2 separate regions of the Homo sapiens genome follow, and region 2 is linked to region 1. The links are chromatin loops, found by intact Hi-C in ENCODE. Cell type or tissue: IMR-90. All regions are shown on one strand. Each heading gives the region's core, and the rest is flanking DNA. Links, peaks and the distances in the headings are about the cores only. Region 1 overlaps DENND5A (DENN domain containing 5A). Region 2 overlaps TMEM41B (transmembrane protein 41B).

Evidence for each region. A loop is a pair of places that touch in the nucleus more often than their neighbours do. Peaks named below come from ENCODE experiments on the same cell type or tissue, not always from the same donor. Only the 100,000 strongest peaks of a DNase experiment are listed, where the experiment ranks them.
Region 2: it touches region 1 in a loop (3-fold over the local background); 3 of 110 quality-filtered maps call a loop at or near these places.

Annotation. Positions count from the first base shown.
Region 1 is chr11:9,161,507-9,177,502 of GRCh38, reverse strand. DENND5A (DENN domain containing 5A) reads left to right here. Exons shown (of 23, transcript NM_015213.4): 9 at 6,726-6,876; 10 at 7,554-7,647; 11 at 11,536-11,667. Among named protein-coding and RNA genes, the nearest start is that of SCUBE2, 78 kb to the right of the region's middle. RefSeq lists an enhancer at 7,158-8,357. In IMR-90, for the core only: a CTCF peak has its summit at 11,481 (motif pointing left); a DNase peak (open chromatin) is centred at 6,852.
Region 2 is chr11:9,300,648-9,312,383 of GRCh38, reverse strand. All of the region lies in intron 1 of TMEM41B (transmembrane protein 41B), which reads left to right. It also overlaps the pseudogene PRR13P2. Among named protein-coding and RNA genes, the nearest start is that of TMEM41B, 8.1 kb to the left of the region's middle. In IMR-90, for the core only: no CTCF peak of the experiment used is centred there; no DNase peak of the experiment used is centred there.

The DNA.
Region 1 (15,996 bases), core at 3,630-11,629:
AAAAATTTTTTTTTTTTGTGGAGACAAGGTTTTGCTATGCTCCGTCTGGTCTTCAATTTTTGCGTTCAAGTGATCCTCCTGTCTTGGCCTCCCAAAGTGTTGGCATTACGCGCATGAACCACCACACCCAGCTCCAGCCCCAGAAGCTTTTCATATTCACATTCGAGGCAAGAAGAGGGGAAGGTTGATGCCGGCTATATTCACCATTCCACCTTTTTTTTTTTTCTTTCTTTCTTTTTTTTTTTTTTCGAGACAGGGTCTCACTCAGTTGCCTAGGCTGGAGGGTAGTGGTGCGATTATGGCTCGCCACAGCCTTGACTTCCTAGGCTCAAGCAATTCTCTCACCTCAGTCTCCCGTGTAGCTAGGACTGCAGGCACATACCACCATACCTGGCTAATTTTTTATATTTTTTAGAGACAGAGTCTCGCCATGTTGCCCAGGCTGGCCTCGAACTCTTGGGCTCAAGCAGTTCTCCCACCTCTGCATTCCAAAGTGCTAGGATTATAGGCGTTAGCCACTGTGCCCAGCCTATTTTTCCCACTTTTATCAGAAAGGAAAAGCTTTCCCAGAAATTTCTAACAACTTTCATTGTCTCATAGGCCAAAATCATATTATATGATCAACCTCAAGTGCATGGGAAGCTGTGAAAGTGAACATTGAACTGGGTATAATGTTACCCTGAACAGTATGAAGGTCTATGAGCAAGAAAGAAGGGGTGAATGAATTATGAGTAAGCAGTTGATGGTATTTGCCACACAAACCTAGCAGATACATTTCCTTCTCTATGAAACCTTCTCTGATGCCCCCAGACTGAGTCAGTTGATTCTTCTTCTCTGTTCCTGTGGTGCTTTGTGCATGCTTTTACTCAATAATCTCTACTTTTTCTAGCTATCATTATTGGGGAACAGCTTAAGGACAGAGATTGTATTTACTCATTTTCTTACCCCCATTCTTCTGGCATTGTACCCAGCATGTAGGGATGTTATAATCTACACAAATGATTGAACATGTCCTTTTGTTCAGAGGACTCATCTACATTAGTTTAGCTAGAGAATGGTTTCAGCTTGAAGTACTAGATTAAGTAGTGTGTTCACTTCCTGCAGGATGTTCAGTGTCCTTGTTAAGGCATTTTTGTATATTTTGGTCACTCATTTGCTGCATTTTATAACTACCTACCAGATGCCAAATGTATGGCAAGTCTTCAAGAAATATTTGCCAGATGAATGAATTTGCCAGGCTTGTTTCTAGGCTTTGAAGATATAACTGCTGACAGTTTAGACAAAGTCTTGCATTTTCTAGTTCAAAGTCTTACATTTTCTAGTTCAGGAACCTATGTTCTAACTGAGTTAAAGTAGTCTAATTGCATGGACAACTTGTCCTCAAGCCTTTGCCAAAAGGACTTTGCCAAAAGGTCATCTTAATGAGGGTCCTGGAACAGGAATGAAAGGTAAAGAGAGAAGACTAGAAAATGTAAGGGAGACGTGATTTTGATTTGTGTGTGCCTAATTGTCTTTTTGAGAACAAAATCTTTTATTTTGATGAGGCCCAATTTATCAGTTGGATTATACTTTTATTGTATCTAAGACACTTTTGCCCTACCAAGGTCACATAGAGATTTTACCCTATATTTCCCTGTAGAAGTTTTATAGTTTTAGGTTTTACGTTCAAGTCTCTGATCCATTTCAAGTTAATTTTGTAAGTAGTATAAGTTATGCGTCCATTTTTTTTTCATATAGATATTCATCTGTTGAAAAGACCATCCTTTCTCTAATGAATTGCCTTTTTGCTTTTGTCAAAATGTTATTAGTCTGTATATGTGTTCGTCTACTTCTGGATTCTCTGTTCTGTTTCATTGATCTGTTGGTCTACATTTATACCAATACCACACTGTCTTGATTACTGTAGCTTACATTAAATGATTACTGTAGCTTATATTAAATCTTGAAATCAAGTAGTGTTAATCTTGTAACTTTGTTCTTTTCAAAGTTGTTTTGGCTATTCTGGGTTCTTTGTATTTCCATACATATTTAGAGTCAACTTGCCAACTTCTGCAAAGAAACCTTTCAAGATTTTGATTGATATTTGACATCCTAACAGTACCGAGTCTTCTGATCCATTAACATGGCATATCTTTCCATTTATTTAGGTCATCTTTAATTTTTCTCAACAGCATTATGTACTTTTCAGGGTACAGGTTTTATATGTCTTATCAGATTTTTCCCTAAGTAGTTCATATTTTTTGGTGTTATTTTAAATTGTTTTGTGTTATATAAATTTGGTGCTATTTTATTGCTTTCTTAATTTTAATTTCTAATTGTTCATTGCTAGTATATAGAACTATAATAGCATTTTGTATGTTTATATTGTGTCCTGCAACCATACTAAACTAACTTTTAATAGCTTTTTTGTACATCCATCAGATTTTCTACATAGACAGTCATATTACCTGTGAATAATGATAGTTTTACTTTTCCTTTCCACCACCCTGGATACCTTTTATTTCTTTTCCTTTTCTTTTTCTTCTTCTTCTTATTTATTTATTTTTTTTCTGTATTACACTGGCTTGAACCTCTAGTACGAAGTCAAATAGAAGTGGTGAGAGTGGGCATCTTATTCCTTTGTTTTTCATAGATAACCTTTAGCAGTTAAGGATCTTACTAGTTTGTTCAGCGTTTTTATCTGAGGTGGATGTTGAATTTTGTCAAATGCTTTTTCTGTATCTATCAAGGTAATTATATGGTTTTTAGCTTTAGTTTGTTAATATGGTGAATTATATTGATTTTTTTTGTTGTTGTTTTAATGTTGATGGGGTCTCGCTCTGTTGCTCAGGCTAGAGTGCAGTGGTGTGGCCGTGGTTTTCTGTAACTTTGAACTAGTGGGCTGAAGGGATCCTCTCGTCTTAGCTTCTCAAGTAGCTAGGACAGTAGATGTGTGCCGCCATGCCTGGCTAATTTTTAATTTTTTTTTCTAAAAAAAAAAAAAAAAGAAATAACCTTCTTTATTCAGAGTAATATTCTTTACTGTGAAATCTGTTTTGTCTGATATTAATAACTACTCCAGCTTTCTTTTGACTAGTGCTAACAGGGCATATCTTTGTCATTATTTTACTTTTAATCTATTTGTGTCTTTATATTTAAAGGGTATTTATTGTAGGCAGCATGTAATTGGGTTTTGCATTTTTATCCAATTTGACAGTTTCCGGTTTTTAACTGAGGTCTTCAGACCATGTACATTTAATATGATTATTGATATTGCTGGGTTTAAGCCTGTCATTTTGCTGTTTGTTTTCTATTTGTCCCATCTGTTCTTTGTTCCCTTTTCTTCTTTTTCTGCCCTCTTGTGTACTAATTGAATATTTTCAATTTTTTTTTCTTTTTTTTTTTTTTTTTTTTTTTTTTTGAGACGGAGTCTTGCTCTATCGCCCAGGCTGGAGTGCAGTGGCGAGATCTAGGCTCACTGCAACTTCTGCCTTCCGGGTTCACGCCATTCTCCTGCCTCAGCCTCCCGAGTAGCTGGGACTACAGGCGCTCGCCACTGCGCAGCCCAGCTAATTTTTTGTATTTTTAGTAGAGACGGGGTTTCACCGTGGTCTTGATCTCTTGATCTCCTGACCTCGTGATCCGCCCGCCTCGGCCTCCCAAAGTGCTGGGATTACAGGCGTGAGCCACTGCACCCGGCCTTTCAATTTTTTTTATGATTTCATTTTATCTACTTTGTTGGTTTACTAGCTATAACTTGTGTTATTTTAGCAGTTGCTTTAGGATTTATAGTACACATTTAACTTATCACAGTCTACTTTTAGGTGATACAATATCACTTTCCACATAGTATAAGAACTGTACAGAACTGCCAGGCACAGTCATGTGCACCCATACTCCCAGCTGTTTGGTAAGCTGAAGGGGGAGGGTTGCCTGAGCCCAGGAGTTTGAGTCCAACTTGGATCACATGATGAGACCCTGTCTCTAAACAACAACAAAAAGAACTTCACAAAACTCTATTTCCATTTCTCTCTTCCTAGCCGACGTGCTATTGTCATCTATTTTACTTTTACATATGTCATAAACCTAACACTACATGGTCATTTTTGTTTAAACAGTCAATTACCTTTTAAAGGGATTTGAATAATAAGTACAAAATCTAATACATTAACTGTGTAGTTAGCATTTCTGGTGCTCTTCTTTCTTTTCTGTAGATCCATACTTCCATCTGGCATTATTTTCCTACTGCCAGAAGGACTTCCTTTAACATTTCTTGTAGTGTAGATCTGCTGGTGATGAATTCTTTCAGCTTTTGTAATTCTTTTGTCTTTGAAAGGTATTTTCCCTGAGTATAGGTTAATAGCTTTTTCCTTTCAGTACTCTAAAGATGTTGCTCCAGGCCAGGCGCGGTGGCTCACTCCTGTAATCCCAGCACTTTGGGAGTCTGAGGTGGGCAGAACACTTGAGGTCAGGAGTTTGAGACCAGCCTGGCCAACATGGTGAAACCCCGTTGCTACTAAACATATAAAAAAAAAAAAAAATTAGCCAGGCATGATAGTACGTGCTTGTAGTCCAAGCTACTCAGGAGGCTGAGGCACAAGAATTGCTTGAACCCGGAAGGTGGAGGTTGTAGTGAGCCAAGATCACACCACAGCACTCTAGCCCGGGCGACAGAATGAGACCCTGTCTCAAAAAAATAAAAATAAAAAAAAGATGTCGCTCCTCTGTCTTCTCACTTTATAATTAGTTTATTCTCATGCTGCTATGAAGAAATACCCAAGACTGGGTAATTTGTAAAGGAAAGAGGTTTAATTGACTCAGTTCCGCATGGCTGGGAATGCCTCAAGAAACTTACAAGCATGGTGGAAGGCACCTCTTCACAGCACAGCAGGAGAGAGAATGAGTACCAGGAGGGCAAATGCCAGATGCTTATGAAACCATCACATCTATGAGAACTCACTCACTATCGCGAGAATAGCATGAGGGAAACCGCCCCTGTGATTCAGTTACCTCCCACTGGGTCCCTCCCACCACACATGGGGATTATTACAGTTCAAGTTGAGATTTGGGTGCGGACATGGAGCCAAACCATATTACACTTCCATTGTTTTCTGATAAGAAATCTGCTGTCATCCTTAATTTTGATCTTCTCTATATACAAAATGTCTACTTTCTCTACCAGATTTTAAGATTTTCTTTTTATCACTGATTTTGAGCAATTTGATTATGATGTGGCTTGGTGTAGTTTCCTTCATGATTCTTGTGCTTGCAGCTCATTGTGCTTTTTAGATCTGTGGATTTTTTGTTTACGTCAAATTTGTAAAAATTCTGGCCAGTATTTCTTCTAGTAATTTTTCTGTTCTCCCCATCCCTACCTTAGGGACTGCAGTTACACATACATGTAATATCTGGGATTGCGTAGTTATCCCAGAACCGCTGATACTCTTTTAATGGCAACAGTTTTTTCTCTCTCTCTGTGGCTTCTTTGGGATCATTTCTCTTGCTATGGCTTCAAGCTCACTTATTTTTTCTCCTGCATTGTTGAGTGTGCTTTTAACCCAGCCCGTGTATTTTTCATCTCAGATATTACAGCTTTCATCTTCAGAAGTTTGAGTTCCATGTTTCTAGTTTTTTGTTGTTGATGTTGTTTGTTTGTTTGTTTTTAAGAGGTTCTGCTTTGTTGCCCAGGCTGGAGTGCGGTAGTGTAATTATAGCTCACCATAACCTTAAACTCCTGGGCTCAAGTGATCTTCTGGCCTTGGCCTCCTGAATAGCTAGGAATAAAGGTGTATGCCACCATGTCTGGCTCATTTTTTTTTTTTTTTTGAAGAGATGAGGTCTCACTATGTTGCCCAGGCTGGTCTTGAAGTCCTGGCCTTAAATGATACCCTCACTTTGGCCTCCCAGAGTGCTGGGATTACAGGCGTAAGCTATCAGGCCCTGGTAATCTTTGATTAGATGCCAGACACTGTGAATTTTACTATTTGAGTCCTGGACACTTCCATATTCCTATAAATATTCTCAGTCTTTGTTCTGGGATGTAGTTAAGTTACTTAGAAATAATTTGATTTCTTTGTGCTTTCCTCTGGCAGGACCAGAGCATCCTTTAGGCTGTGATTAATTATCTACTACTGAGGCAAGACCCTCTGAGTACTTTACTCAGTGCCCCATGAGTGATTAGGTTTTCTAGTCTGGCAGGTGGGGACAGGCATTATTCCCAGCCCTGTGTGAGCATTTTGTATTGTTTCTCCTAATCCTTTCCGGTGATTCTTTCTCCAGCCTTGAGTAGTTTCTTTACTTGCGTGAACTGACCCATTACCCTGCTGAATGCCCTGCAGATCCCCTGGATTCTCTCTCTTCTCTGGTACTGTTCATATGAACTCTAGCCACCTTGGTCTCCTTAACTCAGGGAGTCCACCAGTCTCTGCCTAGAACTCCCCTCCCTGTGCCACAGCCTGGAAGCTTTCTCTAAGCAGTTAGCTGGGATAGTTCTAGGGGTTACCTCATTTGTTACCTGTTTCTCAGGGTCCTGCCCTTCATTGCCTGATGTCCAGTATTCTGAAGTTTATCATTTTATATTATTTTGCATGGGTTTTTTCCTATTAGGCAGGAAAATCAGTCCCTTTTACTCTATCTTGGCTGGAAATGGAAGAGTAGCTAGATTCTTAAAGAATGTTTGACTTGATTTATTTGTGTGTGTATTTATGTGTGTGTGTGTGTGTGTGTGTGTGTGTATTCTCATCCAGAGAAAGCAATTGAGCTGCGTCTGGCAAAAATTGACCATACTGCAATTCACCCACATTTACTTGACATGAAGATTGGACAAGGGAAATATGAGCCGGGCTTCTTCCCTAAGCTGCAGTCTGATGTACTTTCCACTGGGCCAGCCAGCAACAAGTGAGTCAACCCCAGGGATTCACTAATCCAACTCCCTAGCTGTAATAGGGTCATCTAGTATCTGGGCTAGGGCTGTTACCCCTAGAAGACCTTGTACTTTTCTAAAGCAGATATGGAGAAGACCCAGACTATCTAGGTGGTTTGCTTATTTGAACAAGAAAGTATGTGACAGAATATCTTTCAGTTCTGCCTCCACTATGCAGATTGGGATAGCTCCATATGTCTAGGACCTGCAAAAAGCTGCAGATGGGTTAAAATCATCTCATGCCTGGATCCCATTCAACAGCAAGCTAGCATTGTATTTAATAAATGGCAGTTGAAATAATCAGAACCTGAACTGAAAAGTAGGTAAGTTAGCAGAATTACTCATTAGTTACTTTTGAAGATGACTGTATCAAAGCCCAGATAGAGTTAAGTGAATATAGTTTTAGATCTATATGTCAAGTGTTTGTAGATGTTTCAAGAGAGACATGTTCCATGAGGAGGTGTCTCTCTCATGTCCAGTCACTCATCTTTAATCTGCTCTTCCTCAAGGTCTCTGAGCTGTCTCTGGTGACATCTAGGTCATTTCCTGTGTCCAGCATTGACTCGTAGTCATTCATGTTTTCTCCTGTTAGTTGACATTGCTTTTTAAGTGAGACATTATTAATTGCCTGCTTTGGTTCTGATTGTGTTAGGTGGACGAAAAGGAATGCCCCTGCCCAGTGGAGGCGGAAAGATCGGCAGAAGCAGCACACAGAACACCTGCGTTTAGATAATGACCAGAGGGAGGTAAGATACCTTAAGAATGATAAGGATGACCTTGCTATCATGCTGTGCACTCCTTCTCTTTCTCATTTCCTGTTCTCTGGTCTGATTCAAACGTCTCAGCAATGACCTCACCCCATAAAGAAGGGTTAATAATAGGTCTAGTTCCTGATATCTAATGCTGGGCCTGGGTTATCACAAATCAGAATGTGGGATGTTTTGCAAATTCCAGCTAGCTACTAACCGATTGTAATTTCTCATGCATGATGCTCCCTGAGGAGTTCAATAGGAACCTCAGAAGTTAAGAGTCTGAAACTTGGGAGAAATCCTTTAAAAATTGGTGTGAGTTTTGTGTGTGTGTGTGTGTGTGTGTGTGTGTGTGTGCGTGTGTATATAGGAAAAAAGTTAATTTTTTTTAATTCTTTTTTTGTTTGAGACAGAGTCTCGCTTTTATCGCCCAGGCTGGAGTGCAGTGGAGCGATCTCGGCTCACTGCAGCCTCCATCTCCTGGGTTCAAGCAATTCCCCTGCCTCAGCCTCTTGAGTAGCTGGAATTACAGGCACCACCTCAACGCGCAGATAATTTCTGTATTTTTAGTAGAGACGGGGTTTCACCACGTTGGCCAGGCTGGTCTCAAACACCTGACCTCAGGTAATCCGCCTGCCTCATCCCCGCAAAGTGCTGGGATTATAGGTGTGAGCTACTGCGCCCAGCCCAGAAAGAAGTTAATTTTGTTAGAGTTTTTTTCCTACTGTTTCTTACCTTAAATTGAAACAGATAATCTTGACTTTTTTTTTCTTCTTCTTCTTTAAAAGACTAAAGGAGAGGAACATTATTATCAGGTACCTGGAAACCCAAGATTCTTGAATTTACCTCCTGAATCTTCATTGCTTGTAAGCTGAGTTTCTCAGCTCTACTGTAACTTGCTTCTTAAGTTTCTAGTTATAAACTTCAGGTTGTAGACCCTGCCTTACTTAGTTGCAAAGAAGTTGTGAAAATGAGTGTTAACTTCAGAAGCCTATTTCAGTAACTTATCTTTGAGAAAAGACCCTGTAATTTTCATCTTGCACAGAGAGAACCCAAGAAGGCATACTGTTTTCATGTGTCTGGCAGCTCAGTGAATTGGAAAATAAATAACATATTCTCCCTTTGCTATGTTTTTAATGAATAAATTAAAATTGTAAGATATGGTTATGAATCTTCAACTGCTGATTTATAGGATACAGTTGCACTGGGATTTTTTTTTTTGTGAGAGTAGCATAAGAAATTTTGGTTATTTGTGTTATTTTAAAAGTCTGTCTTCCACCTAACCTCCTCATTACTATTTTCAGCAGTGTTTATTGACCACATTTTCTTGGTCAGAATCACTGAGTGTATTAGTCTGTTTTCATGTTGCTGATAAAGGACATACACAAGACTGGGCAATTTACAAAAGAAAGATTTAATGGACTCACAGTTCCACATGGCTGGGGAGGCTTCACAATCATGGTGGACAGCAAGGAGGGAGCAAGTCACGTCTTAACGTGGATGGCAGTGGGCAAAGAGAGAGCTTGTGCAGGGAAATTCCCCCTTATAAAACCATCAGATCTCATGAGACTTATGCACTATCACGAGAACAGCTCAGGAAAGATCTACCCCCGTGACTCAGTTACCTCCCACTGGGTCCCTCCCACAACATGTGGGAATTGTAGGAGCTACAATTCAAGATGAGATTTGGATGGGGTCACAGCCAAACCATATCACTGAGGTATCAAGGAATTCTTTGCTAAAGACAAAAAAAAAAAAAATCACTGAGGTTAACACTTTGAAATACAAAGGTGACAAAAGAGGTTAGTCTTGTCCTCAGGGAATACCAGTTGATATAAGGGAGCAAAATCAGATAGAAAGATAACTTCAAGAGAATAAGCTTTTGAAATGACCATATGAGGAGCAAACCAATGTTTGATTACTGATTAGAGAAAGCAGAGGTTACTTCTACTTGGGGTCATCATCAAACAAGATGATTTGGAAGAGGAGCAAGCATCTCTTTAAGCCTTAGAGAATGATGGGATTGTTAGAAGAGCTTTTATTTTATTTTGAAATGGGGTCTTACTCTGTCACCCAGGTTGGAGTGCAATGGTGTAACCTTGGCTCACTGCAACCTCTGCCTCCAAGGCTCAGGTGATCCTCCCACCTCAGCCTCTCTAGTAGCTGGGACCACAGGCACACGCCACCATTCCTGGCTAATTGTTTGTTGTTGTTGTTTTGGTCTTTTTTGTATTTTTGGTAGAGACAGGGTTTCTTCATGTTGCCCAGGATGGTCTCAAACTTCTGAGCTCAAGTGATCCACTCGCCTCAGTGCTGGGATTACAGGCCAGAGTCACTGCTCCTGGCTGTTTTTCTTTTTCTTTTTTTTTTTTTTTTTAATCTTTCATCTCCCTGGAGCTATAAGAAGAGCATTTCAAGTAGAGGACATGGCAGGATCTAAAGTTTGGTGTGTAAATGTGTAAAGGAGGCTGTGGGCAGAATATTTTGGAGGAGGGTGGTATGGAGATAGCTAACAAGTTAGGAGACAGGTAACAGCAGTCCAAGTAATAGTAATTGGACCCTAACCTTGGGGGGTTGGTAGTAGAGATAGATTAAGGGGCCATAAGATAGAATGGACAGAGTTATGCCACTGGAATAAATATGGGGGAAGGGAGAAGTTTAGGGTAAAAATGTTGGTTATGAACCTACTGAGAGGATATCAGATTGCATTTTACTGCATTGATGTGGGTTCTGTGTTAAACAACATATGAAGAAGAATCACCAGCACATTATACAAAATAATTGCAGTTGTTGTTTTGAGTGTGCAATCTTATTTTCCAGGCCTTAATTTTATACTTTATGATAGAAAGGGTAGATATCTTTGATACGGGCAGAGGAGTTAAATTCTTCTCAGCTTGGTGGGGGAAATTATTTTCTCAGTGTTACTCAGAGATTTGAGATTTGCTGTAGTCATGTGTTTTTTGACTCTTGTATCTTTTTTTAATTTAATTTTTTAAATTTTTATTTATTTATTTATTTTTTGTGATGGAGTCTCGCTCTGTCGCCCAGGCTAGAGTGCAGTGGCGCGATCTCAGCTCACCACAACCTCCACCTCCCGGGTTCAAGCAATTCTCCTGCCTCAGCCTCCTGAGTAGCTGGGATTACAGGCATGCACCACCACACTTGGCTAATTTTTATATTTTTAGTAAAGATGGAGTTTCACTGTGTTGGCCAGGCTGGTCTTGAACTCCTGACCTTGTGATCCACCCACCTCAGCCTCCCAAAGTGCTGGGATTACAGGCGTGAGCCACTGCGCCTTGCCTGACTCTTGTATCTTTAAATCAAAGGTAATTATACCATTTGGGGAGTGCTTTACATCAGCTAAAACAGAAACCATCATCTCAGTTTTTCTCTTTAATACAAGAATTAAATTAAAAATTTTCTATTCCTAACTATCTGAGCCTAGAAAGAGGCAGCTAAGAAAGTGCGAGAAAATAAGCTGGGCACGGTGGCTCATGCCTGTAATCTCAGTACTTTGGGAGACTGAGGCAGATGGATCACCAGGTCAGGAGATAAAGACCATCCTGGCTAACATGGTGAAACCCCGTCTCTACTAAAATACAAAAAATTAGCCGGGCGTGGTGGCACATGCCTGTAGTCCCAGCCACTCAGGAGGCTGAGGCAGGAGGATTGCCTGAGCCTGGGAGGTGGAGGTTGCAGCGAGCTGAGATCACACCACTGCACTCCAGCCTGGCGACAGAGCAAGATTCGTCTCAAAAAAAAAAAGAAAAAGAAAAAAAAAGAAAATGTGAGAAAATAATGCCCTCTTCAGGCACCCACCAGTACTGCTGACCTTTGGTTTATGTACATGGACACAAAGGGTCTTTATTTTTCTGTTTGATATAGAAGTACATCCAGGAAGCCAGGACTATGGGCAGCACTATCCGCCAGCCCAAACTGTCCAACCTCTCTCCATCAGTGATTGCCCAGACCAATTGGAAGTTTGTAGAGGGCCTGCTGAAGGAATGCCGCAATAAGGTAAGCTGTGGACATCTCTGTATGTGTGCTATTTCTGTTAGCAGCCAAGGTAAGACCAAGGATTGGCTCTGACCACTCCCTCTGGATTTTAAAAATACTGTTGGCTGGGCGTGATGGCTCATGCCTGTAATCCCAACACTTTGGGAGACCATGGCAGGAGGATTGCTTGAGCCCAGGAGTTCAAGACCAACTTGGAGAACGTAGTGAGATCCTGTCTTTACAAAAGTATTAAGATGGGCATGGTGGCACACACCTGTAGTCCCAGATACTTGGGAGGTTGAAGTGGGAGGATTGCTTGAACCTGGGAAGTCAAGGCTACAGTGAGCTATGATGGCACCACTGCACTCCTGCCTGGGCAACAGAGCGAGACTCTGTCTTAAAAAAAAAATCGTTAATATAATGAGACAGTACTAATTTTAAGATCCTGTTAATTTGAAATTAGGTATATTTGTTTTAAATAAAATATACCATTAATTGAGAGCATGCATGCTTTGCTTGATAAAAACTTAATGTATACTCTATAAAAATGAACAACAAGCTGGGCGCAGTGGCTCACACCTGTAATCCCAGCACTTTGGGAGGCTGAGGCAGGCAGATCACGAGGTCAGGAGTTCAAGACCAGCCTGGCCAACATGGTAAAACCCCGTCTCTACTAAAGACACAAAAAATTTAGCCGGGCGTGGTGGCATGCACCTGTAATCCCAGCTACTTGGGAGACTGAGGCAGGAGAATCTCTTGAACCCGGGAGGCGGAGGTTGCAGTGAGCCGAGATCGCGCCATTGCACTCCAGCCTGGGCGACAGGGCAAGACTCCATCTCAAAACAAAAAAAAGAACAACAGAGAGATGTAGTTTTTAATTTAATAAAAAACTTTTTTAAAGACAGGATCTCACTATATTGCCCAGGCTCGCCTTGAAGTCCTGGGCTTAAGTGAACCTCCTACCTCAGCTTCCTGAGTAGCTGGGGTTACAGGCATAGTTTTAAATTTTTGACATTTTACAGTACTTTAAATCAGACTAGTCTTCACTCTAACTTACTTCAACAGATTAGTCTTATGTATTTGCAGATATTTTTTCCCCTTTATTTTTATCTGATAGCAATGATATCTTATATCTAGAAACAGAAATTTACTGGGTACCTACTATGTGCCAGGCTAAAATGTGTCATTCCGTTTAAGCTTAGATTGTTTGGGTGTTTTTCTCTGTTCTACAAAGACATTCATTCTTAATTTTTAATGTTTTAATTATGAATTTAAATGTCTTTTCTAATAAAAAGAATCTTTCAACCAAGGCAGCATACCATAATTTTAGGGCATTTCAACTAACTCAGTCTCTACTACATCCTATTTATTTATCAATGGAATAAAAATAGTCTCCTGCACTTTCAGTTCTAAGTGGTGCCCATTTGAAGTGATGTTCATTTATAGGAGGGAATAAAATATGCTGTCTCTTGCAGAATAAATTATTACTGTTTAAAGCTAGATTGGCAGGGCACAGCGGCTCATGCCTGTAATCCTGGCACTTTGGGAGATTGAGGTGGGTGAATCACTCGAGCCCAGAAGTTTGAGGCCAGGCTAAGCAACATGGCAAAACCTCATCTCTACTAAAAAAAAAAAAAAAAAAAAAAAAAAAAAAAAAAAAAATTAGGCGTGGTGGTGCACACCTTTAGTCCCAGCTACTTTGGTGGGCTGAGGTAGGAGGATCATTTGAGCCCTGGAGGTCAAGGCTGCAGAATGAGACCCTCTCTCAAAAAAAAAAAAAAAAAAAAAAAAAAAAAAAAACCTGATTAATATATCAGTACTGATATTTTAAATTTAGGTTAAAAAAAACTCTGGCCAGGCATTGTGGCCAGTGTGTGTGTGTGTTTGTGTAAAACTTCTGTCAGTTCACTCTGAGTAATTAATATCTGTGATTTTTTTTTCCATACAATTTTGTCTCTTCTGCCTTTCTACTATGAAGAACATTGGTGATGCTGCATTTCTGCATTTTTTTTTTCTAAGCTGCTGGACTGTCATTCTTTTTTTTTTTTTTTTTGAGATGGAGTCTCACTGTGTCACCCAGGCTGGAGTACAGTGACACAATCTCGGCTCACTGCAACCTCTGCCTCCCAGGTTCAAGCAATTCTCGTGCCTTAGCCTCCCGAGTGGCTGGGATTACAGGAGTGCACCACCATGCTTGGCTAATTTTTGTATTTTTAGTAGAGACAGGGTTTCATCATATTGACCAGGCTGGTATTGAACTCCTGACCTCAAGTGATCTGTCTGCCTCGGCCTCCAAAGTGCTGGGATTACAGGTTTGAGGCACTGCACAACTGGCCTGGACTGTCAAAATTCTTAAGTCATGAGATGCATGACCTGGCTGTGACAACTTCCTATTCCTAGCCAATGATGACTGTGAAATACATATCAATTTTAGACATGTTAATATGTGGGAAAATATACATCTAGAATTGAAGAAATATAGTAATCAATGTAACATCACAAAGTATTGGCTTGCACGTGAGGCAACAGGCTGTTGAAAGTATAAATTGGTATGATGATTTTGGAAAACAGCATAGTATTGTTTAGTAATTCTTCTCCTAGGTATATTCCCTAGAGAAACTTTTGGAGCATGTCCCAAGAGATATGTACAAGAAGTTTACAGCAGCATTCTTTTAATAGCCCCAAACTGGAAACAACCAATCAGTTGAGAAAGCCAATCAGTAAGAGAATTAATAAGTATATTGTGGTGTATTCATGTGGTGGAATGCTATACAACAATGGAAATGGATAACAGTTATACACATCAGTGTGGATGAATTTCACAAATATAAACGAGTGAAAAAGCAAATCAGAAGCCAGGAGTATCAGCACACACCTGTGATCCCAGCTACTTGGGAGGCTGAGGTGGGGGGATTGCTTGAGCCTGGGAGTTCGGTTCCAGCCAGGGCAACATGCTGAGACCCAGTTTCTTAAAGAAAAAAAAAAAAAAAAAATCACAAAAGAAACATGCATGCCTATAGTCCCAGCTACTGCGGGGGCTGAGGTGGGATGATCAGTTGAATCTGGGAAGCTGAGGCTACGTGAACCATGATCGAGCCACTGCACTCCAGTCTAGGCAACAGAGAGAGACCCTGTCTTAAAGATACATACAGGCAAACCAAACCATATATTTTAGGGTTAAAAATATAGGTAATAATTTTCTTGCTTTTCTGTAGTTTCGTTGGGTAAGTGGTCACTTCTAGAGTGGGAAGGTGAATGGAAGAGGGCACGTAGGGTGCTTCAAAGATATAAACAGACAGTATTTATAAATAAAATACTGGCCAGGCGCAGTGGCTCATGCCTGTAATCCCAGCACTTTGGGAGGCTGAGGTGGGCAGATCACTTGAGGTCGGGAGTTTGAGACCAGCCTGACCAACATGGAGAAACCCCATCTCTACTAAAAATACAAAATTAGCCAGGCGTGGTGGTGCATGCCTGTAATCCCAGCTACTCGGGAGGCTGAGGCTGGAGAATTTGCTTGAACCGGGGAGGCGGAGGTTGCAGTGAGCCGAGATTGTGCCATTGCACTCCAGCCTGGGCAACAAGAGCGAAACTCCATCTCAAAAAAAAAAAAAAAAAAAAAAGAAGGAACTGGCCTGGCGCTGGTCATAATGATGTAATAGCATATATATATTATATATTTCACAATAAGAAGGTTAAAAACTAACAGTGGAAAGAAATATGCCAAAATATTAAGAGTTGTTGCTTCTGAAAAGTAGGATTGGGGTGATTTGTTTTCCTTTTCTTAGATTTTTATATATCACAAATTTATAGCATAGTTAAATCTTACTTTTGAACTTGGACTCAAAGTTCAGGCAGATATGGGTTCAAAGGCCAGATCTATTGCTACTTTGCTGTTTCATTTTGGACAATATATATATATATATAATTTAATAGAGTGCTATATTACGTATAGATTTTGGGCAAGTTACTTAAGAGAATTAAACTATACTTAGACTATAAATATACTATATTGTTTTATACTATGTTTAAATTTAGTATATTGATTACTGTATTTCTCAATTTCCGTATTGGTAAATTGGGAACAATAATAATAGTTACCTCAGATTGTTAGGAGGCTTAAATGAGATAATGAAATGCTAAGTACAATGCCTGACATAGTACTTAATAAAAACTGTGATTATCATTATGCAGTATGTGTTTTCTTGGTTATGATCTTACAATAAGCAGTTGAAAATTTTTATGTAAAATAAATTACCTCCTCAATTTTTGTCCCCTTGACAGTTATTTCAGATATGTTTCTAAGTTGTATGTATGCTCAAAGGTTTGTTTGGTAGGGTCATTTAAGCA
Region 2 (11,736 bases), core at 832-8,831, 140 kb before region 1:
ACTACAGGTGTGTGCCACCATGCTCAGCTAATTATTTGTTTTTTGTAGAGAAGGGGCCAGGGTGTCTTGAAGTCCTGGGCTCAAGCGTCTTCCTGCCTTGGCCTCCCCAAATGCTGGAATTACAGGCATGAGCCATTGTGCTTTGCCAGATAAGTAAGGTTTGGATAAGTAAAGAGAAGGGAAGGGTATTCCAGGCTAGGAGAAAGAGAGTAGTAGGGTTGAAGGTTAGTGTGAAACTTTTATGTGTGTGGGTAGGGAGATTAATTTGTCAGGAGCAGAGGGTTTCTGTTGGGTGGTAGTAGGCGATGAGGTTGGCCTGTTCAGGATGTGTCAGAATGTTCCTGTAAATTCCATGATACTTGGAAATGAATTTGTATTCTATTAAGTGACACATATATAACTTTGACAAATAAGTAGTTATCATCATATGTATGTTTGAACTGTTTTACATGCTATCTGCAATGTTTGGTACATTTAGTGGATTCCTTGCCATTACTCTGGCCTCTAGTCTCAGAGCTAAGCCTAGTAGACTGTGGACCACTTTGACTACTTGAGTAAGGCAGAGGTAACACGGAAAGTCTAATTTTTGCATGATGAAGATGAGAGAGCAGACAGGAGGTGAAACTAGTTAAGAAGCTCTTGAGAATGCATCAAGCCCAGGCAGCAGTGGAAAGGCTGGAGGACACACCTAAACATGTGGAATCCCAGTGCCAGGCAGCCAGGGCCAAATCCATATCCACCCAACATTGGGTGCCCTGGAGGTTCCAATCCTGCCCACTCACCACCTATCAACCCACCCTTTCCCCCAGGCCCCTGTCCTCCTCCCCCAGGAGCTCCGCAAGGCAATTCAGCTTTCCCCCCAGGTTGGCCCCCTCATCCTGTGCCACAGCCAGGGTATCCAGGATGCCAATCCTCGGGTCCCTACCCTCCTCCATACCCACCGTCTGCTCCTGGAATGCCTCCTGTGAGTCCCTTGGCTCCTGGCATGGTTGGACCAGCAGTGATAGTGGGCAAGAAGATACAGAAGAAAATGAAGAAAGCTCATAAAAAGATGCACAAGCATAGCAAGCATTCCTCCTCCTCTTCCAGCAGTGATTCTGACTGAATACAGGCCCTGGGTCCTTCCCTCAAGTCTCACCAGTTCTGCTCTCCTATCAAGCTTCAGATGCCATGTTGTATTGGGGGAAAGTAGCCCTTGTGCTCCCCACACCCTACCCCCGCCTGAGCTTCACCCTGCTGTTGAGCCCTGAGTGGCTAGGGAAAATGGGAAGAGAATTGGCATGGCCTGGCCATCTTGTTGTTGCTTGGATAGATCATATAGCTAATGAGTTTAGCAGGGGAGCTGTTTTTTGAAGATGATGAACTAAATGTTGAAGACAAGTTTGAGATCTGTAAAATGTGATTTTTTACTTCTGCTTATAATACTCATGATTGGGGAGGATTGTGGAAATTTAATTATGATGAAAAACCTCTATCTTTTTTGTAATGTTGGCATACTTGGGGAATTTAGTGGAAAATACATTCCCCAGCAGGCCTTTTGTTGGTTGCACTAACTGCAAGGTTGCTGGGAAGTAGAGTCTGTTTGGTCGATGAGCTTTGACTGCCATTTTGGAACCTTACCTCTCCTCCTTAGCCCAGTATGCTATCTCAGGTCCTATTCTTGTTCTCCAGCTCTCAGTCCAAATAAAGTTATTTCTCCTGGTTAAAAAAAAAAAAAAAAAAAAAAAAGGGCTCTTAACCTAATCGGTTTGAAGGTGACTGGACTAGAGTACATAACTTTTTTGGTGGTGTTTGCCCCGACCTATGTATTTACTAGCAAGTTCTCCATTTTAACTTAAGAGAGCTGGACTATGTTTTTCAATATATAAGTCATGACCCTTGTGAGGGGTGTGAAATCAATTTGATGGATAATCAATAATAAGCATTTTTTTAAAAAAAATGGAATAGAAGAGAAAATATCAGTGCTTTGGGATTAAATGCTGGTTTTTTTTTGTTTAATCTTTCCTTGAGTTATATAGATTTTGTGTATACCGGGTCATGTACATTACTTAGGCTGACATGGTGGCTCATGCCTGTAATCCCAGCACTTTGGGAGGCCGAGGCGGGCGGAACATGAGGTCAGGAGTTCAAGACCAGCCTGACTAACATGAAGAAGCCCTGTCTCTACTAAAAATACAAAAATTAGCTGGGCATGGTGGTGCACACCTGTAATCCCAGCTACTTGGGAGGCTGAGGCAGGAGAATCACTTGAACCCAGGAGGTGGAGTTTGCAGTGAGCCAAGATAGCGCCACTGCACTCCAGTCTGGGTGATAGAGTGAGACTCCATCTCAAAAAAAAATAATAATAATAATAATACATTACTTGGAACACAATCAAAAAAGATTGAAAAACACTGTCTCAAAGTTGATTTTATTGCTTCTAGAAAACAATATTTTTTTTTGTTCTTTTGTTTTTTTTTTTGAGATGGAGTCTTGCTCTGTCACCCAGGCTGGAGTGCAGTGGTGCGATCTTGGCTCACTTGCAACCTCCCCTTCCCGGGTTCACGCCATTCTCCTGCCTCAGCCTCCCAAGTAGCTGGGACTACAGGCACCCACCACCACGCCTGGCTAATTTTTTGTATTTTTAGTAGAGATGGGGTTTCACCATGTTAGCCAGGATGGTCTCGATCTCCTGACCTTGTGATCTGCCTGCCTCAGCCTCCCAAAGTGCTGGGATTACAGGTGTAAGCCACTGCGCCTGGCTGACAATATTGTTCTGACTTGGATAATCCAGATCCCTGGTCTAGATCCTGCCTTGCTATTTGTTTAACAAATACTCCTCAGGTGTCTACTATGAGCAAAGTACTGGCTTACAGAAAGAAGGAAGCTCTGATTACTGTAGATGAAATCTAAGACTAGACTTGGCAGCTGAATATCAACCAAAGCATTAGTATGGTTTGCTGATGTCAGTCTCAACCCAGGTATTATGTATCAGAATTTTTTTGGTCTACGACAGAAAACCCACTGGAACCCTTGCTGAAAGGGAGCTTATTGGTCCATGTAAGTAAATCAAGTAATGAGTAGGATTTGGTGGCATCAGGCTGGAGCCAGTTGCTCAGCATCTTCAGGATCAGATTTTTCTTTCTTTCTTTTTTTTTGAAATGGAGTTTCACTCTTTTTGCCCAGGCTGGAGTGCAATGGTGCGATCTTGGCTCACCACAACCTCCACCTCCCAGATTCAAGCGATTCTCCGCCTCAGCCTCCCCAGTAGCCGGGATTACAGGCACACGTCACCACGCCCAGCTAATTTTGTATTTTTAGTAGAGACGGGTTATCTCTGTGTTGGCCAGGCTGGTCTTGAACTCCTGACCTCCAGTAATTCACCCGCCTTGGCCTCCCAAAGTGCTGGGATTATAGGTGTTAGCCCCACGCCCGGCCAGGATCAGATTTTTCATATCTTGATTTGCTTATTTGATGTCAGCTTAACCTTAAGTTTGGTTCCCCTTGAAGCTTCAGGTAAGCTAAATGCTTCCATGTTAATTTTGAGAATCTTTGTCCTAGTATTACGGATGAAGTCTTGCTATTCACTGATTAGATTGCCTCAGATCAGATGCTTTTTCCTGAACCTATCATTATTGTCAGTAGGTCATCAGAGTAACCTGATTGGCTCAGCCTGATTCATATTCTACATGTAGAAGAAAGAGTAGGAATAGAGCTAAATCAGTTTTCCCAATGACATGGATTTCTGTGATGGATCACTCAGTGATTTTTCTGTATTTGTGCTAAACCATTGTGATGTAGGAAGGAAGAAAGTGAATTTGTAGTGCTGATTTTTGGTTAGGTGGCTATAAGGAAAGAATAAGGATTTCAGTCAAAGGTGCTAGTTCAGATGATACTTCTTGGAGTCCAGGCTGGCATGGAAGGAAGAGAATGAAGAGTCCAACAGAAGGGAGAAAATGGAAGAAGTAAGCTCATGGAAGAAAAAGGCAAGGAATGGAATATTTTATTTAGCAAGTTCTCCATCTTAATGATTTATTGATTTAAAATGTCCAAGGTTGGCCAGGTGCGGTGTCTTGCTCTGTTGCCCAGGCTGGAGTGCAGTGGCGTGATCTCAGCTCACTGCAACCCCCATCTCCCAGGTTCAAGTGATTCTCATGCCTCAGCCTCCCCAGTAGCTGGGATTACAGGCGCATACCACCACGCCCAACTAATTTTTGTATTTTTAGTAGAGGGTTTTACCATGTTGGCCAGTGTGGTCTGGAACTCCTGACTTCAAGTGATGTGTCCACCTCAGCCTCCCAAAGTGCTGGGATTACATGTGTGAGCCACTGTGTCTCGCCTCTGTTGTGTTTTTAAAAAATGATTTTAAGGCTGGGCGCGGTGGCTCACGCCTGTAATCCCAGCACTTTGGGAGGCCGAGGTGGGCGGATCACGAGGTCAGGAGATCCAGACCACGGTGAAACCCCGTCTCTACTAAAAATACAAAAAATTAGCCGGGAGAGGTGGCGGGTGGTGCCTGTAGTCCCAGCTACTTGGGAGGCTGAGGCAGGAGAATGGCGTGAACCTGGGAGGCGGAGCTTGCAGCGAGCCGAGATTGCGCCACTGCACTCCAGCCTGGGTGACAGAGCAAGACTCGAAATAAAATTAAAAAAATGATTTTATTGGCTGGGCACAGTGGCTCATGCCTGTAATCCTAGCACTTTGGGAGGCTGAGGCAGGCAGATCACCTGAGGTCGGGAGTCTGAGACCAGCCTGACCAACATGGAGAAACCCCATCTTTACTAAAAATACAAAATTAGCCGGACGTGGTGGCCCACGCCTGTAATCCCAGCTACTTGGGAGGCTAAGGCAGGAGAATTGCTTGAACCTGGGAGACGGAGGTTGTGGTAAGCCAAGATCAAGCCATTGCACTCCAGCTTGGGCAACAAGAGAAACTCGATCTCAAAAAAAAAAAAAGATTTTATTTTATGATACTTCAGCTGTTTAAATTTATACTTGATGTTAATACCATTTTCAATTAATTTTTTTAATAGTTTAAGACCGTTGAAATAAAGTTTATTTCTGACAATATTACAGTGGATTCTTGTGACCTTAAGAGACTTGTTGGCCTGTAAGCTTATGTCCTTAGGATAAATGGATTTTTTTTCCTTCGTTCGTGGTGGGATCAAGTATATCTAGAAAACACTGAATATTGAAAACTAATGGACTAGATGACCAGTGTGAGTCATTCCTAAGATCTCGTAGACATTGGAATATTTTGCTTTGTAAAAGTAGTAGGAGAATTATGGAGCTACTGGAGGGACATTAAGGTTAAATTATTTTTCAGGATGGATTTATGCATATTGGAAGTTAAAGGAAAGGTACTTGTAAGAGGGAAAAATTGAAGATGTTGAGTATATGGAGAAAGAATTCAGAGAGCAAGATATAGAAGGAAGTGTGTTGACATTTAATGATAAGATGAAGGGAAAGGAGCAAGGGAAGATAATTTTGTGAACAAATCTTGAGGGAGAGATTGGGGTGCTCATTAAAGTAGGAGGCAGCATCATTGGTTGCAGTTAAAGGAAGGTAAAATCAAAGGCTTAAAGTGACTTGAAATAGCTCTTTTGGGGACTGCTATAAAAGAATTACTGTTTGCCAGTGATATCCCTAACTGAAGTTAGAAAAACATGTTGAACGTCTTGTAGGCCAAGAGCGTGATTCTGGCTTTCTTTTTTTTTTTGAGACGGAGTCTCGCTCTATCGCCCAGGCTAGAGTGCGGTGGCGCCATCTCAGCTCACTGCAAGCTCCGCCTCCCGGGTTAATGCCGATTTCCTGCCTCAGCATCCTGAGTAGCTGGGACTACAGGCGCCCGCCACTGTGCCCGGCTAATTTTTTTTGTATTTTTTTAGTAGAGACGGGGTTTCACCGTGTTAGCCAGGATGGTCTCGATCTCCTGACCTCATGATCCGACCGCCTCGACCTCCCAAAGTGCTGGGATTACAGGCGTGAGCCGCCATGCCCGGCGAATTCTGGCTTTCTATAACAGTACCTTTGGCCTGGGAGGAGGTTGGAAAAGCACATAATAGGGTAATTCAGACTGGGAATTAGTATGATGGAAGCTTTGGAGGTTACTAAATACAGAGTACTGGCTGGGCGTGGTGGCTCCCGCCTGTAATCCTAGCACTTTGGGAGGTTGAGGTGGGCGGATTACCTGAGGTCAGGGGTTCGAGACCAGCCTGGCCAACATGGTGAAACCCCGTCTCTACTAAAAATACAAAAATTAGCTGGGGGTGGTGGCCCATGCCTGTAATCCCAGTTGCTTGGGAGGCTGAGGCAGGAGAATGGCTTGAACCCAGGAGGTGGAGGTTGCAGTGAGCCGAGATCACACCACTGCACTCCAGCCTGGGTGATAGAGCAGGACTCTGTCTCAAAAAAAAAAAAAAAAAGAAAAGTGCTGGTGTAAGTAGCTGTAAATGCTAAAAGGCACATGTGTGTAATGTGGCCATAAGGCACATTATAAATGTGTATACTATAAATTTAGATGTAGACCTATAAAAACAAGATTTGGTAGACTCTGTCTACCAAAAAGAAAAAAAAATTAGTAATGGTTTTGAAGGTTTTAAAAGATGCTCATAATATGAAATTATTTTTGTTAGTTTTTCTTATACTCTGGACCTGATTCTAGCAGGAAAGTAAGTTAAAACTGGGCTGGGGCAAGTTAATTGGATTTAAAAGTAGCATACTTTTAGATGGATTTAAAAGTAGCATACCTTTAAGAAGTGTATGATGTGAAGTGTGCCTCCAAAACAGTTTAATATCTATAATTCATCTATAATTAATATCTGTTGCCCAGGCTGGAGTGCAATGGCGCAACTTTGGCTCACCACAACCTCCACCTCCCAGGTTCCAGCAATTCTTGTGCCTTAGCCTCCCCAGTGGCTGGGACTACAGGGGTGTGCCACCACGCCTGACTAATTTTTTATATTTTTAGTAGAGACAGGGTTTCACTATGTTGGCTAGGCTGGTCTCGAACCCTTGACCTCAGGCAATCTGCCCACCGTGGCCTTCCAAAGTGCTGCGATTACAGGAGTGAGCCACGACACCTGGCCTATAATTATAAATTATCATAATGGACATCCTGAAAAAATATACACTACTTGCATGTATAATGTGTCTTTGCTTTGATGTCAGCCTACAGAAAACTCAATACTTATATATATATATTACCCTCATTCCTTACCTACTTTATTGAATAGCTTTTTATTGAATAAAAATATATAGAAAAATAACTATTTTAGCCTTGTGAAAACGGTTTGTGTTTAAATAGGTTTTCTAGCCCGGTTCTATGGCTCATACCAGTAATCCCAGCACTTTGGGAGGCTGAGGCAGGAGGACTGCTTGAAGCCAGGAGTTCAAGACCAGCCTGGGCAAAATAGTGAGACCTGGTCTCTAAATACAAAACCAAAAAATTGCTGGGCGTGGTGGCTCACGCCTGTAATTCCAGCACTTTGGTAGGCCAAGGGGGGCAGATCACGAGGTTAAGAGATCAAGACCATCCTGGCCAACATGGTGAAACCCCATCTCTACTAAAAATACAAAAATTATCTGGGCATGGTGGCGTGTGCCTGTAGTCCCAGCTACTTGGGAGATTGAGGCAGGAAAATTGCTTGAACCCAGGAGGCGGAGGTTGTAGTGAGCCAGGATCACGCCACTGCACTCCAGGCTGGTGACAGAGTGAGACTCCATCTCAAAAAAAAAAAATTAATTAATTAATTAAGCAGACATGGTCACAAACACCTGTGGTCCCAGCTAGTCAGGAGGCTGAGGCAGGAGGATTGAAGCTGAAGGCATTCAACTCCCAGGAGTTGAAGGCTGCAGTGAGCTATGATTTCACCACTGCACTCCAGCCTGGGCAACAGAGTGAGACACCGTCTCATAAAAGTAAATAAATAATAAATAAATGGGGTTTATATTTATAAACCAAAACAACGTTTTTTATTCAATTGGATTTAGTACACCCTGATGTTTTTGCTTTTTGCTGATTATGCTTTCTTTTTTTAGAGAATATAACTTCTGAGTGAATATAACTTATTAGGAGGCCTCAAGATACGTATTGAATTAGGTAATAGCCAGAGCATAAATGTAATGACAGTTAGGTATTTGTTATTACAAGATTCTGCAGAGACCTTTTCATGTTTGACCTACCTGAGATGTTTAAAGTGTGTTTTTAATTCTCTGTGTTCCAAAAAAGCATACATATCAATACGTCTGTGGGTTAATGAACTAGAGTATTAAGAGACAGGCATTCTTGGTTTATTGTTCCATCAGAAGGTACCTTTGTACTATATTATTATCCTCTTCCTTCCTGCAGTAAATTTCATAAGTAAGAGTTGAGCAAATCTCCTTTTTGAGATTAAGATGAAATATAACAAAGTTAGAATAACAGGGACTGATTGGAGGCCGGGCGTGGTGGCTCACGCCTGTAATCCTAACACTTTGGGAGGCCAAAGTGGGCGGATCACCTGACGTCAGGAGTTCGAGACCAGCCTGGCCAACAATGTGAAACTCCGTTTCTACTAAAAATACAAAAATTAGTTGATCCTCGTGGCGTGTGCCTGTAATCCCAGCTACTCCAGAGGCTGAGATGGGAGAATGGCTTGAACCTGGGAGGCAGAGGTTGCAGTGAGCTGAGATCCTGTCACTGCACTCCAGACTGGGCGACAGAGGCTGGGCCACAGAGCAAGACTCTGTCTCAAAAAAAAAAAAAAAAAAAAAGAAAAAGAATAATAGGGACTAGTTGGGAAGTTAGATTGTTTAGATTACTGAAAGTAGGAAAAGATAATTTAGTTTTTTATAGAAAACTTGCTAAATTTAATGAATAGGTAAGAATAATTTATATTTAGTATTATCAAAGCACTAACCTAAGCAATTCTTATTTCAACAGAAATTACAGGTAAATTATAAACAGATATTAAAATGCTTTGCAGACTGGGCACACTCATTCACGCCTATAATCCCTGCACTTTGGTAGGCCGAGGTGGGCAGATCACCTGAGGTCAGGAGTTCAAGACCAGCCTGGCTAACATGGTGAAACCCCCATCTCTACTAAAAATATAAAAATTAGCTGGGTGTGGTAGCACACGTCTGTAATCCCGGCTACTTGGGAGGCTGAGGCAAGGGAATCACTTGGACCAGCCTGGCCAATATGGTGAAACCCCGTCTCTACTAAAAATACAAAAAAAATTAGCCAGTGTGGTGGCACATGCCTGTAATCCCAGCTACTTGGGAGGCTGAGGCAGGAGAATTGCTTGAACCTGGGAGGTGGAGGTTGCAGTGAGCCGAGATCGTGCCACTGCAGTCCAGCCTGGGCAACAGAGCGAGACTCCTTCTCAGACAACAACAACAAAATGCTTTGGAAATACACTTCACATTATTTGGTTCCTTTTAGAGATAGGGTCTCACTGTGTTGCCCAGGCCGGAATCAAAGTTCTGTGCTTAAGTGATCCTCCTGACTGAGTTTCTTGAGTAGTTGGGACTATAGGTGTACACCACCACCACTCTGGCTCAGGATTTTTTTTTAAAAAATAGTATACCCTTCTTCTTTGGGCCTCTTACTTGTAAAAGTGGGCCAGATTTTAGCTTTTCAAACTTTAATGTGCATGAAGATCACGAGTATCATTAAAATGCAGATTTTTGCTTCAGTGGGAATCTGAATTTCCAGCAAGCTTCCTGATAATGCTGATTCATATAGTCTACCAAACATTCTTTGAATAGCAAGGAGCTAGTTGGTTTCTATTTCTCTATGTGTTCAACATAGAATTTAGTAATATCTAGTCAGGGCTCAGTGTTACATGCCTGTAGTGCCAGCTACTTGAGGGGCTGAAGTAGGAGGATTGCTGGAGCCCAGGAGTTCAAGTCCAGCCTCGGCAACATAGGGAGACCCTGTCTCTTGCGGGGGTAAAAAAATCAGCAAAATCTTACTAATGCCAATTGTTGTAGTGAGACAAGGGATAAAAATGAAGCTCATCTTTTATTTAGTCAAGACTTTTTGGTTGAAAGGAATAGACATCAGTTTAAACTAGGAAAAAAGGAAGATTGTTAAAACAAGAGAAAAATAATGCCGGGCGCTATGGCTCACGCCTGTAATCCCAGCACTTTGGGAGGCCGAGGCGGGTGGATCACAAGATCAGGAGATAAGACCATCCTGGCTAACATGGTGAAACCCCATCCCTACTAAAAATACAAAAAAAAATTAGCCGGGCATCGTGGCAGGTGTCTGTAGTTCTAGCTACTCGGGAGGCTGAGGCAGGAGAATGGCGTGAACCCGGGAGGCGGAGGTTGCAGTGAGCTGAGATTGTGCCACTGCACTCCAGCCTGGGCGACTGAGCAGGACTCCGTCTCAAAAAAAAAAAAAAAAACCGAGAAAAATAATATAAGAGAGAATCTCAACTGGCATTTATGAGCAAGAAATAGAGCTAGGCATTGGGGAAGTGGAACGTTAGAAATCAGCAAGTAGCTTAGCTATATTTCCCAATTCTGCTTCTCTGGGTTTCTGTTCCAACCTTTCTTGTTTTCTGATACATGTCTTCGGCGTACCACTTTGGCTTACTGTGTCCTCCACCATTTAACCTTTTAGCTCCAAGTCCCACTATCGCTTGACAACCAGTATCTCTTTTAGTTCAAATTATCAAGAGAAAATCTGGTCAGCCAGTAATGATTTGTTACTACTTGGGTGAGGTGTCCAACCCTGGGCCAGACAGTTTTCTGGGTTTGGGAGGGTAGAATGTTAGAATAGGGGCTACTGAGATTGGCCCCCTTATGGGACAGGGGAAGGGTGTTAATTCAAGAGAAGGGAGATGGGGCAGAGCAGCAATGACAGCTGTCTAATACACATTTGTAAACTTTTATGAAGAAGGATTTGCTAAAGAGAGTATAGGCAGTTCAGTACTTTTAGGATACTTCATAAACGCGTGTTTGAAAGCCACCTGTGCAATAGTTGAATCCATTCTAAGGGAACTAAAAATAATAAATCTGAATTATAGTATACATTTTTTTTAGGCTGGGGTGCAGTGGTGCGATCTTGGCTCACTGCAAGCTCCGCCTCCCAGGTTCATGCCATTCTCCTGCCCCAGCCTCCCAAGTAGCTGGGACTACAGGCGCCCACCACCATGCCCAGCTAATTTTTTGTATTTTTAGTAGAGATGGGGGTTCACCGTGTTAGCCAGGATGGTCTCAATCTCCTGACCTTGTGATCCGCCCACCTCGGCCTCCCAAAGTGCTGGGATTACAGGCGTGGGCCATCATGCCGGGCCATATAGTATACATATTTTTAAATACTCTTGAGTATTATCAGTGTATACAAGGGATAATGGTAAAATAAAAATTGAGTCACCCACTCCTACCTCTTCCCCAGTGAGTGCAATGTAAAGTTGTCCTGGCCTTCGCGCTATTGACCAGTTCCTGGGAAAACAGTCCCGTACTTTCTTCTGCTTACTGCTTCTGGAATCTCATTCCATACTTTTATTGTTAATATAATTTTTTTTTTTTTGAGACGGAATCTTGCTTTGTCGCCCAGGCTGTAGTGCAGTGGTGCGATCTCAGCACACTGCAAGCTCTGCCTCCCGGGTTCACACCATTCTCCTGCCTCAGCCTCCCGAGTAGCTGGGACTACAGGCGCCTGCCACCATGCCCAGCTAATTTTTTGTATTTTTAGTAGAGACGGGGTTTCACCATGTTAGCCAGGATGGTCTCGATCTCCTGACCTCATGATCTGCCCGC